2 separate regions of the Mus musculus genome follow, and region 2 is linked to region 1. A link is a loop called in an ENCODE intact Hi-C map of the cell type or tissue named here. Cell type or tissue: left cerebral cortex. All regions are shown on one strand. Links, peaks and the distances in the headings refer to the core of each region. The heading gives the core; the rest is flanking DNA. Region 1 overlaps Kalrn (kalirin, RhoGEF kinase). Region 2 overlaps Kalrn (kalirin, RhoGEF kinase).

What was found. A loop is a pair of places that touch in the nucleus more often than their neighbours do. Peaks named below come from ENCODE experiments on the same cell type or tissue, not always from the same donor. Only the 100,000 strongest peaks of a DNase experiment are listed, where the experiment ranks them.
Region 2: a loop joins it to region 1, with 2.9 times the contacts of the local background. A loop is called at or near these places in 2 of 42 quality-filtered maps.

The regions. Positions count from the first base shown.
Region 1 is chr16:34,037,242-34,042,616 of GRCm38, forward strand. It overlaps Kalrn (kalirin, RhoGEF kinase), which reads right to left. Exons shown (of 60, transcript NM_177357.3): 38 at 2,638-2,768. Among named protein-coding and RNA genes, the nearest start is that of Umps, 73 kb to the left of the region's middle. In left cerebral cortex, for the core only: CTCF peaks have their summits at 3,286 and 3,485; a DNase peak (open chromatin) is centred at 3,199; H3K27ac peaks cover 743 bases.
Region 2 is chr16:34,111,896-34,117,270 of GRCm38, forward strand. It overlaps Kalrn (kalirin, RhoGEF kinase), which reads right to left. Exons shown (of 60, transcript NM_177357.3): 34 at 4,327-4,570. Among named protein-coding and RNA genes, the nearest start is that of Gm41448, 5.5 kb to the right of the region's middle. In left cerebral cortex, for the core only: CTCF peaks have their summits at 822 (motif pointing left) and 2,972 (motif pointing left); DNase peaks (open chromatin) are centred at 856, 1,512, 2,971 and 4,882; H3K27ac peaks cover 372 bases.

The DNA.
Region 1 (5,375 bases), core at 162-5,161:
GAATCGAGAGTTTGAGGCCAGCCTGGGCTACTTAACAAGACTCCTTCAGAAACAAAACGAAACAAAACAAACAAACAAAAAAACTAGATTGATATACATGCATTTCAAGGCACTGCATGATCAACAGCCAAACGATTTAAAAATAATACAATGCTTTTTCATGGTCAGTTCCAACATTAAAAGTTACTCAAAAATGAATGTTAGTTACTCTTTGGTCTACCTGAAATTCTTCTAGCTACAAACAGACTTTATTTAGTTACTTTGTTATTGTTGTTGTTGTTGTTATAATAAAATACTTGAGGAAAGCAACTGAAGAAGTAAGGAAGGATTTCTTTTGGCTCTGGTTTAAGGTGTTTAAGGGGGTAAGCTCTACCCCGATGGGGAGGACACAGTGTCTGGGGGTGAGCTGGTCACATTGTATCCATATAGATGAACCCTGGCGTTCAGCTCAGATTCTCCTTTGTTCTTTTTTATTTAGTATAGAACCCTATCCCCTGGGAGGGTGTTGTGCACACTCAGGGTCAGTCTTCTAGAAACATCTTCACAGGCATGCCCAGAGTAGTGTCTCCAGGGGATGTTCATCTAGTCAAGCACCAGTGAAGATTCGCTATCTCACACCTGCCGTCTTTCACACTGGTAGGGGATGGGTGGCCTTTGGGAGCTTTGGTGCTGGGTGTGCCACTGTGAAGACACTGTGGATTCTTACCTCTTCCTGCTCTTTGTGCAAGGCCAGAACCATTTCAAGCTGCAGCTTTGCTCTCGGCCTTACCCATGCGCAATCTTCTTCATTCTGCTCTATTTCTCTCTTCTCCAGATTCCAACCTACTACTTAACTTATTTTCTTTGTCTGATTTCTCCCAGTAGAACATAAATGTGCCACGCGTGAAGGCTTTCTGCTGTTGCTATTGTGTGTCTGACTCATTGATCTGTCCCACTGGTGGGGCAGATGATGTGCTTAACAAGGGTCTGGTGAGTGACTGACGAGTGGCAAGTCCCCTCTCAGCATCTTCCTCCTTCTATACAAACGATACCTGTTTGCATCCTCTCTCCATGTGGCTCTCATGTGACTCCTTGGTGACCTCCTCCCGTGCCCTGATGGAGCCTTCAGTGTCTGCACTCTGCTCTAGCCTCTCACGGTATTTATACCTGAGCACCATGTATCTGCTCTTTCCTGTTGGCCGTGGGGTCCAGCAGGTTAGAGCGAGGGCATCAACAGTCAGAGACATTCAGCAGGTCAGTTTTCAAGAGCATTCAGGATATGGAAAATGGAGGGTGAGCTGAGAGAGGAGATGGTACAGTGGGCTGAGAGAGCAACAACCATGTCTGTCTTGTTATCACAAAGTCGAACAATATCTCACTTGGATAATGACACGTGCTCTTAAGGCTCACTCAGAGTGACAATCGGAGGGAATGGCTTTTCCAAGGACCACATGTCACTTCAAAGGTCACTTTGCTTCATCTTGACCAAGGAATAGGAACGAGTTCTGACCACTCCCCACCCCCACCACTGTAACAACCTTGGGAGCAGCTGGGGAAGGAAGGGCACGTGCTCTGCAAGGCTCCGGAAGCTTCACTTAGGAGATGACAGCTCATTTAGATAATTCTTGGGGGTCCTTCTGACCCTCAAAAAGTTCTGGGGGTAAACACAGGTATTAGTTTACATGACATACTCCTCTCCAGCACATGGTGACAGCCCTGCTTTGATAGCAGGCTCTTGCTATGAGCTACCACTTTTGCTTCTAAGGAGACAAAACTCTAAATGTTTACTTTGTCTATTTGCCAGCATGAAAGAACTTGGCTTATTTGATTCACTTATTTCTGCTCATTTTTAAGTTTGTGGCCTAGATAAGGGAGGCATGGATGTAAAGGAGAAAGGAAGACAGAGACTAAGACGGGACCCATAACACCTGCCTAGCCCTGTCTGCCTGCTACTCACACACCGAGTTACTGGCAGCTTGCTTCCAGAGGACTGGATCGGCCCCAAAGGAGAAAACTTAAGTTCTGAAGAGGTATGGTTGTCTCTGCTTCGCTGATGTCTAGTACAGTCTTCATATCTCAAATACCAGGAGACTGACTTTGCATCAAGGTAGAGAACTCAAACCTTCCACAGCATGTGGGGTTTTGTGAGATGTGAATGGGATCTTACCACTAGACATTCATAGTGAGAGGAGGTTCTTGCACAACGAAATCTACAAATAGATGTGAAATGAAAGACCAGGGAGAAGGAGCAGAAGTGTGCCTTGCCTGGCAGCAGAGCCTCTCCTGTGCTTCTCTTGCCAGCATCTGAGGAGCTCCTCCTCAGATATCTCCACTAGACTTCTGCCACAGTTAGGGACTCTGTCGCTGCATACCCACTGGACTCATCTGCGTTCTCTAAATTCCATTATTTTCATTTTTAAAAGCATGTTTTACAGTTGTATTAATCTTGGCTATAGTCACATTTTTGTCAATAACAACAATCTCACAGAATATTCCCCGAGCCCAAGCTTCCTTAAGGCAGTGCCAAAATGTTGTTCTGTATAGATATGGGCCATCTTCACTTAAAAAGGATGAGAGTAGTTAGACAGGCAGCACGGGCCTGTCTAATTTCCTCCTCGAAATTGCCCAGCACACACATGTACCAGGTGGGCCACTTACATCCTGCCTCTCAGCGCCTTGGCTTTCTGTTCTTCTTCCAGGTTTCTAGGAGGTGTGGGAGGGGTCATCCCCTCATTCAGGCAGCCTGTAGGGTCCTTCAAGCTCCCCCGGTAAGAGCCTCCTTCCAGAGTCTAAAAAGAGAAGAATAAATAGTCTGAGAGTGAGAACTGGAAAGTTCTTTACAAGCCCTGTGTCTCCCCAGCCTGGCCACAGGCAATAGGAAGGCCAGCAGCCAAGGCTGTGCTCTCTGAACTACAGTGAAGCATCAGGAGATCAGAGACTTCCTCCTCCTTGCAGCAGGTTGCTGCCATCCACAATCAGGGATGACACTACTTGTCATGTGATCAGGACACATCAGGAACCCGTGTGATCAGGGCACACTAGGCATCCATGTGCCACCAACTGCCCAGACATAATGAAATTGTCACGGCGATTTATCTCTGGGTGAGGCTCCAGCAGGAAAGCTAACCACTACGGTTCTATACCAAATAAGGTGTTGTTGGGAAGGAAAACGGGTCATAGGACTACTTCATGCAAATTGGAAAGCGAAGGAAAGTGACAGAGGTAGGTGGTGGAAACCATACTTTGTTAGGGTAACTGCAATTCTTGGAAGAAGACAATGAGATGTAGTCGGAAAAACAGCCAACAGATGGAGCCTGTTCTAAAAACATCTTTGTTAATGTTGCCAAGAGCTTTCTTTCATTAATCCTCATTCCTGTTAATTAAGGTGGTACATAAGGTGCTTACTTGTTTGAGAAAAAAAAAGGTAAGTGGATTAATCCAGTATCTAGAAGCAGCCGAGAAAAGGAACCTGAGGGCTAAGCCCAGATCTGAAGAACACAGGGTTCTCTTGTAGGAGACACGAAACTGTCCCGTGTGTCCCTGGGTTTTCAGATCAGATCCTCCCTTTTAGCAAATTTCTAAAGGACAGAGATGATGCTTGTACAAACCCCAGGAAAGGCTAAGAGTGCTCCCCAGTGGTTAGTTCTCTCTGTCACTGGTACTGGTAACAGTAACATATTCAAGTTGTAACATACTCAAGTTGTAACTGGTAGCGTAATATCCTCTTTGGGGCCAAACTAACATTTTAATGTCCTAAGTTGATTTGCTTAATGCTTATGTTTAGGATACTGGATAGGTCTTTGAAGAGTTTTTAATTTTAATTTTTTGGCAGTCTCATACATATATGCAATGAACTTTAGCTCTTTTGTTTTTCCCCTATTACTACCCTGTCCTATCCCCACCCCTTTTTCACCTGAAACCCTTCTTTCCTAACAAGGTGCCTCCTACTTTCGTCTCTGTGTGTAATAAATAAATAAATAAATAAATAAATAAATAAATAAATAAGGCTACTTCCTGGGTGGGAGGTTACTTACTTGAGCGTGCCCAACTTATCAGTGGACTTATCAGTGGCTACACCACTGAAGAAAGTGACATCTCGGGCTGGAGAGATGACTCAGCGGTTAAGAGCACTGACTGCTCTTCTGAAGGTCCTGAGTTCAAATCCCAGAAACCACATGGTGGCTCACAACCACCCTTAACGAGATCTGATGCCCTCTTCTGGAGTGTCTGAAGACAGCTATAGTATACTTACATATAATAAATAAATAGGTCTTTAAAAAAATTTATTAAAAAAAAAAAAAAGAAAGAAAGAAAGTAACATCTCCCCTGTGAAACTGTTAATAGTCCTCAGGGAGGGAGGTTCCTGAGCCCTTCCTTGTTTCATGATGAAATGTTGCTGGGTCCAATCTTAGATAGGTCTTGTCAGATAACCATAGCTGCTTTGAGTTCATGGGTGCAAGAGCCATGAAACAATGGAAGCCCAAGAGATGATGTTCTGCAACATTGTATCCCATCTTCCAACCCTTGCATTCTTTCTAACCCCTCATTGGTTGTGTTCCCTGAGCCTGAGAGTGGGGCTGTATGCAATGTAAGTGCCCTGAGGATCAGCGGAAGCTACAAGGGAAACAACAGAGATCAAGGTCAAGGCAGACATCCAAGGTCAAGGCGGGCATCCATAACACAAGCATGAAAGGCAAATGTCAACTACCCAAGGTGCCTGACCATGCCGGCCTCTGTGGTTTCTAGAAAGAAAGGCTTCGTTTAGTAGTCTTTGAAAACTTTAGTTCTAAGACACAAGACACCAAGTTCTAATAGTGCCGATCATCGAGGCGGTAGAGCAAAAGGCTGTGGCCTGGTCTTAAACAGTCTGCGCTTGAGAATATCCATCACTGACTCTCTTAGCTGCTACATTTCAACAGAAGCCAAACAGAGGCAGGAAGGAACATTCCAGGGAAATAAATGAAAGCAAATGTGGTACCCAAGAGGAGAAATGAAAGAGAATATTAAAGCCTTATATATTGTCGAACGGTGACATCAGCCTTCTCCCCCACTCCCTAAACTGAGCAACAGTGTCAAGGGTCAAACAGGGATCTGTTGCCAACACTAGAATTAAACGCACAGACAGCATCTTCCAGCTTGAGAGAGACAACTGCTTTCCACTTGACGTAAAGGTGTTTACAGAACACGTAATCAACCATGGAAACTGTTATATCCAGAGCAGCAGTATAGGCTAAAAATAAAGAAAGGTCGAGGAGGGTTTAGCTACATTTATAGATACAGGATCTGTAACCTGTTATTAAGGAAATTAGAATGTCGGGTGCTGAGGCTGGACAAGCCAGTGGACAGGCAGCTTCCCAGCGCATGTCCCTTGGTGCCATCACCAGAGACAGGCTCCG
Region 2 (5,375 bases), core at 267-5,266, 75 kb after region 1:
ATATACATATATATATAATTTACATACACATATTGGGACTTCCTACAGTGTTTTCCATAGCTATGGTAACATTTTATATCTCACCCAGCCATCCAGCCACATTACAACTTCTTTTACATCTTTACAGACACTTGCTATTTTCTGAGGTGTGTCCATAACTAAGAGCTATTTTATTAGATCTAAGTGCATCCCATTACAGCATTGATTTACATTTCCCTGGTGAGCAGAGATGCTGACTCTCTTCAGTGCACTGGTACCTGTGGGTCTTCTCTGGCGAAGCATCTATCAAGCTCTTTGCCCATGTGTTAGTCCAACTGCTTTGCCCTTCCTTGCTAAATTCTCTGTCTTGATAAACCCCGATGGGACGCCACACTGCATTCTGTCACAGTTTTCATGGCTTGGGGTGCTAAGCCCATAGCCCACAGAGCATCAGAATCATCAAGGGGCTTGAAATATTGAGGCACATGCCTGAATTTTGGTCTACGGCAGAGTGTGTTACTAAAAAAACGAAACAAAACCCCTCCAGATTTCAGGAGTTGGAAATCACAATAGTCTTTGTCTTTTGTGGGGTGTTGCCCACAACTACCTGCTGCTGAGACAGTGAGAGGAAGCTGTGGAGAGAAGATTAGATCTCAGAAGGCCCAACTCCAGCGAGGATCCTGAGAGACCAGGGCGAGGAAAGGAATGTCAAAGGCAGGCCCGCCCCAACTCTGTTACAAAGTCTGGATTTTTCTTGACAATCCCGTGAGTCAACACCATTGCCTGTCTTGGAACAGCCCCCTCCTGCCCTAGAGGAGGCCCGGGAAAGGAGGGGCAGAAGAACCCTAGAGCCATCTAGAGGCCTGCAGGCTAAGTGTGCAGAGAGTGAGGTGTGGGGTGGGAGCTCCTTCTGCCTGGCTCCTTGTGGCTTGGGAGAGGTACAGTGCCTTCCTGTGGCCCAGACTCTCTTTGGAAGATGGAAGCCTGGGCTAGTGCAGAGGTTCTCAACCCAGGCTGAACCTAACATTCACTTCTCATGCCTCAGACAGGGATTCTGGCTCCAGCCAGTTCTGGGTGCTGTTCTGGAAGGCTCGTGCGACTTTAATGGACACACTGGTTGAAGACCTGTTCTAGGTGCCCTGAGTTCCCTTCCTGATGTGTAGTCCTTATGCTCCTGTTTCTGGCCCAGTTATCCATAGAGCATTTAGCGTATCATAGATAGTCCTGGGACCTCACACAGCCTGTAAGGTATCGACTTGTGCCAACCCACAAAATCTAGCAGGGCTAGTTCCTTTTTCCTGGGAACTGAAGAAGAAATCAATTCTGACCTCCACATTCCCAGTTTGAGGCTGTCCTCTCCTATTCCACAAAGCCCGGGGAACGCATTCAGGGTAATTTCTACTGTGGCGTGCCTACTGAATAAAATCAACAGCTGGCAGAAGAAAGCGCCAGGTTGCTAGTAGGTGGCCAGGCTGGGAGGCAAGCAGAATCAGCTCACTGGGTCTCTGTTGCTTCCAAACGTGGTCTTTTATTCCGGGTATGAGGGTGCCTATAGCATCCTGTGTCCTGACGGTGGGGGGCAGAGCGCTACAGTGCTCATGTCTATATTCACACCCCCAACCCCACCCCGTCTCACTGTTGCTCAGGCAGCCCAGAACTTGTGGCAAGCTTCCTGTCTCAACCTCCTAGGAGCTGGGAGTATAGGTGTAAGCTACCATGCTTGGCCTGACACCCTATTTTCTAGCTCAGCTGGAATGGGAGTGGCTTCACACACTGCTGCTTTGCAGGCCCAGCCGGCCTATGCTTGGAAAGAGAGGCCAACCTGCAACTAAAGAGCCAATGCAGACTGGTGGTCACTTTTGGAAGCCATTCTGGTTGGTTCAGTTAGCTAGAAAGTCCTGCAACTGCTTGCCTCCCTCCTTTCTTCTCCCTTTCCCACCCTGGTCCTCAGCTCTCATTGGGTCCTATCTCTACAGCTTCCCCTAGTCTGTCCCATGGGAGTTTCACCCTGAATGCCTCTCACTAGCCTCTGATTCTCCATCCTTGGTTTGATGCTAACCACCTGCACACGTAGTGAGCCCATCTTCTCGGAGGGTGTGCACATATCATTCAGTCACAGGCTGGAAAGGGGGTGCGGGCTCCTCAGGGAAAAGAACCCATACCTGGGATCTATGAAAGCTATCTTTCTCTCCTTTACTGGCTGCACTCTAAGGTCTGGGTTTGTGGAAGTTTGTAGGCACTTACTTTGCTGGACAACAAAGGTTCGGGGTAAGTCCCAGGACTGGGGAGTGTTGAGTGTGCTTTGTGTGTGCAAGCTCTGGAGAGAGAGAGAGAGAGAGAGAGAGAGAGCCATTTTTCCTCACCTAACTCAAAACAGAGGCGCACTCTAATCCTGATTTTAGTCTTCCTTTACACTAAGGATGTCAGAGGGCATTGGTGGACATTGGTGGGCATTGGTTTCTTCAAAGGAACTTGTAATTACAAATTCTATACAGCTTCTCCATAGTGTCCCCAAGGTCCTCAAAGGAAAGAGGGGAGGAAGAAGATAGTGGCTCAACTAAGGGTGGGGTGTAGCTGTGTGTGTGTGTAGGAGGAATCAAGGTTTTTTTTTTTCCTCACTAAACTTGTTTTAATGGTCTCAAAATTCTGTGACAGATTTTTGGTTGTTTCCATTAAAAAGTACTGATTTTGAAAACTAATAACTTAAAACTGCCCCCCACCCCACACACACACAAATGGTCCACAAAACATTCTTTCCTTCTGAAGGTTTTAAAATGCATTGTTATCATTAACCAGTCTTTTACTATTAAACTTAAATGGCCAATTGAGACAAACAGTTCTGAGTCCGTTCTTCCACCACTGATTAAGACTGGGTGGCAGGTGTTAGGGGTAATATTCATTTAGCCTTTAGTTTGCATTTCATATGGAAATCTCCCTGAGGCTGAAGAGCTGGGCACTACGAGAATGGTAGTCCACCACCTCCACCTAGTGGTCAGAAGCAGAAATTCATGGTCCCAGCCTTCCATGTATCAGGCAGCCTGCCCTGGGTCTCATGCACAGATGGAATCCCCATGCTAATATCTGACCATTTACACAACTCAGATCTAGACTAAGATTTGGTTCTCTGTCATTTTCTGGGCCTCAGTGTCTTCAACGGAAGATGCATGAGTTTGAGGCCACAGTGGTTTTGGAAGACAGTGTTCTCAGACTCCACTGTGAACCAGCCACCTGAAGAACTAGCTGGTGTAGAGTCACTCACGGAGCAGGTAGATGGGGCCTGAGCGGCCCTGCTGCTAACAGGCACACAGGAGCTGCTATGGTGGAGAGCTTTTTTGGAGAGCCACTACAGTTAGTCTCCCTGGCACCAGTAAATAAGAGGCACACGGAAAACAGACCAGGCCTGGATAACGGCGATCAGTGGCTATTCTTGATTGTCAAATTGACTACATTTGGAATTAACTAAAACCTCCAAATGGAGGGCGCCCCTGTGAGAGATTATATGCCTGATCTGAAGTAGGAAGACTCACTTCTAATCTGGATCTTGGAGGTGGAAAGACACACCTTTAATCCAGATCTTTTGAGATGGGAAAACCCATCTCTAATCAGGTTCACATCTGCCAGAAGTCTACATAAGCCACGGAGGAAGGAAGCTTCACTCTTAGCCTGCTTTTTCTAGCCTTGCTAGAAGGTTCATTCCTTCACCGGCCTTAGAGCCAACTTCTTCAGGACCCCAGCGCACACTGAAGACCAGCTGAGACGTCCAGCCTTGTGGACTGAAGAACTACTGAATTCTTGGACTTTCTGTTCATGGCCAGCCATTGTTGGGTTAGCTGGACCACACCCTGTAACTTATTCTAATAAATCCCCTTTATATATGTAGGATTTATTATGTATAAATGTATATCATATATATTCATTCTATAAGTTCTGTTACTCTAGAGGACCTGGACTAATACACTGAGTGCATCGAAGGAAAAAAGAGGCAGGGTGACCTCTGACCCTGAGCAGAGGGGCTAGTCAAGCCCTACTCGGCTGTGACCAGTTGCTGGGGTTGCTCAGTCCTCCTGTCAGGGTGAAAACTCAAATCTAGATGTAGTAGTGTGTATAGGGAAAGCTGGGAGAGAGCTTGGAGGTTAGTGGTTCAGCCATTGTTTCATTGTTTTTAAGATGAGATGGACACAGAAAGGTTGGATGTTTTTCTCCAAGCCACACAGACACAGACACAAGTAGCTTTTACTTCCGGCTCTCCACTCTCTCAGAGAAGCCGGCTCAACCAAAGCAGACTCTCAGGTCAGTTCTACCATGCCCAGCCCGCACCTGCCACCCCACCCCCTCAACTGTCCCTACCTTTCAAGGGGAAGAAGCAGTCCATTTCCACGCTGCTGCGAGAGTGTGAGATGCACAGGGCGCTGCTGGGTACCAGGCCTTCCTGTGGGGGGCTCCGCTCTGTGGTGCGGACCAGACACCAGCCAGGCCTCTCACTCGGTCGTTCCAGCAGCTCCACCGTCTGGCCCACCTGGATGCTCAGCTCGCTGCTGTGGCCTGCGCTGAAGTCCTGGAGGACCACGGTCAGCTCACATCCACCTGAGAGCTGTGGTGGTGGTGGCAGAGGGGTAGAATTCGAGGGTGTGTGTGTGTGTGTGTGTGTGTGTGTGTGTGTGTGTATAGGCAAGAGGGAAGAAGGCAAAGAATGGGTGAGAGTGGAGGGGAGGAGAAAGGAGGAGGATAGATGGGAGAGGGTAGAAAATGTTTGGAATAAACAGGAAGGAAAAAGAAAAGAAGAAACAAGGCAATTAGCACAGTGTTATTGGCCACTCAGACAGTTCAGCCACAGCCGCTCTGGAGCCTGCCCAGAGCCGGGGCTTTCGTTCTAATTCCCGGCCTCCTTAGAGTCCCTTCTATTACTTCTGTGCCAAGCTTCCTGTCAATTGTCCCTTCAAACTCCTTCCCTGTGTGCCCTGTTCTTCCTTCCATAGCCCTCCCTGGTCCCCAGTGACAGCCCTTAGACACAGATGTGCTCGTGTTTGTTCCCAACTCACTCTCGCTGCGATCTAGGTGATGTCTGGGAATAATGTAAGACATGATCTCCTTTTGTTCCAACCCACAGAGCATCCTTCATCCTTACCCCTCTCCGAGCCATAAGCCTAAACCAGGCTATGACAACACAAGAAAGAATGGGGCTTTGCTCACAGGCATCTGCCTGGCCCTCAGGGACCAGGGGGTGGGAAGAGAAGGGAGAAGAGGAGCCATGCCTTATTTAGGAGCAAACAGTACTGCACTCTATGCTTAAATGGCCTATGTTTCCCTACTGCAGGGGTGGGGGTGCAGAAGAATAGAGCAGGGGAGAAACCCTGGAGGACAGAAACAGGCCCTACTGGCTGCACCCTGAGGTGGCT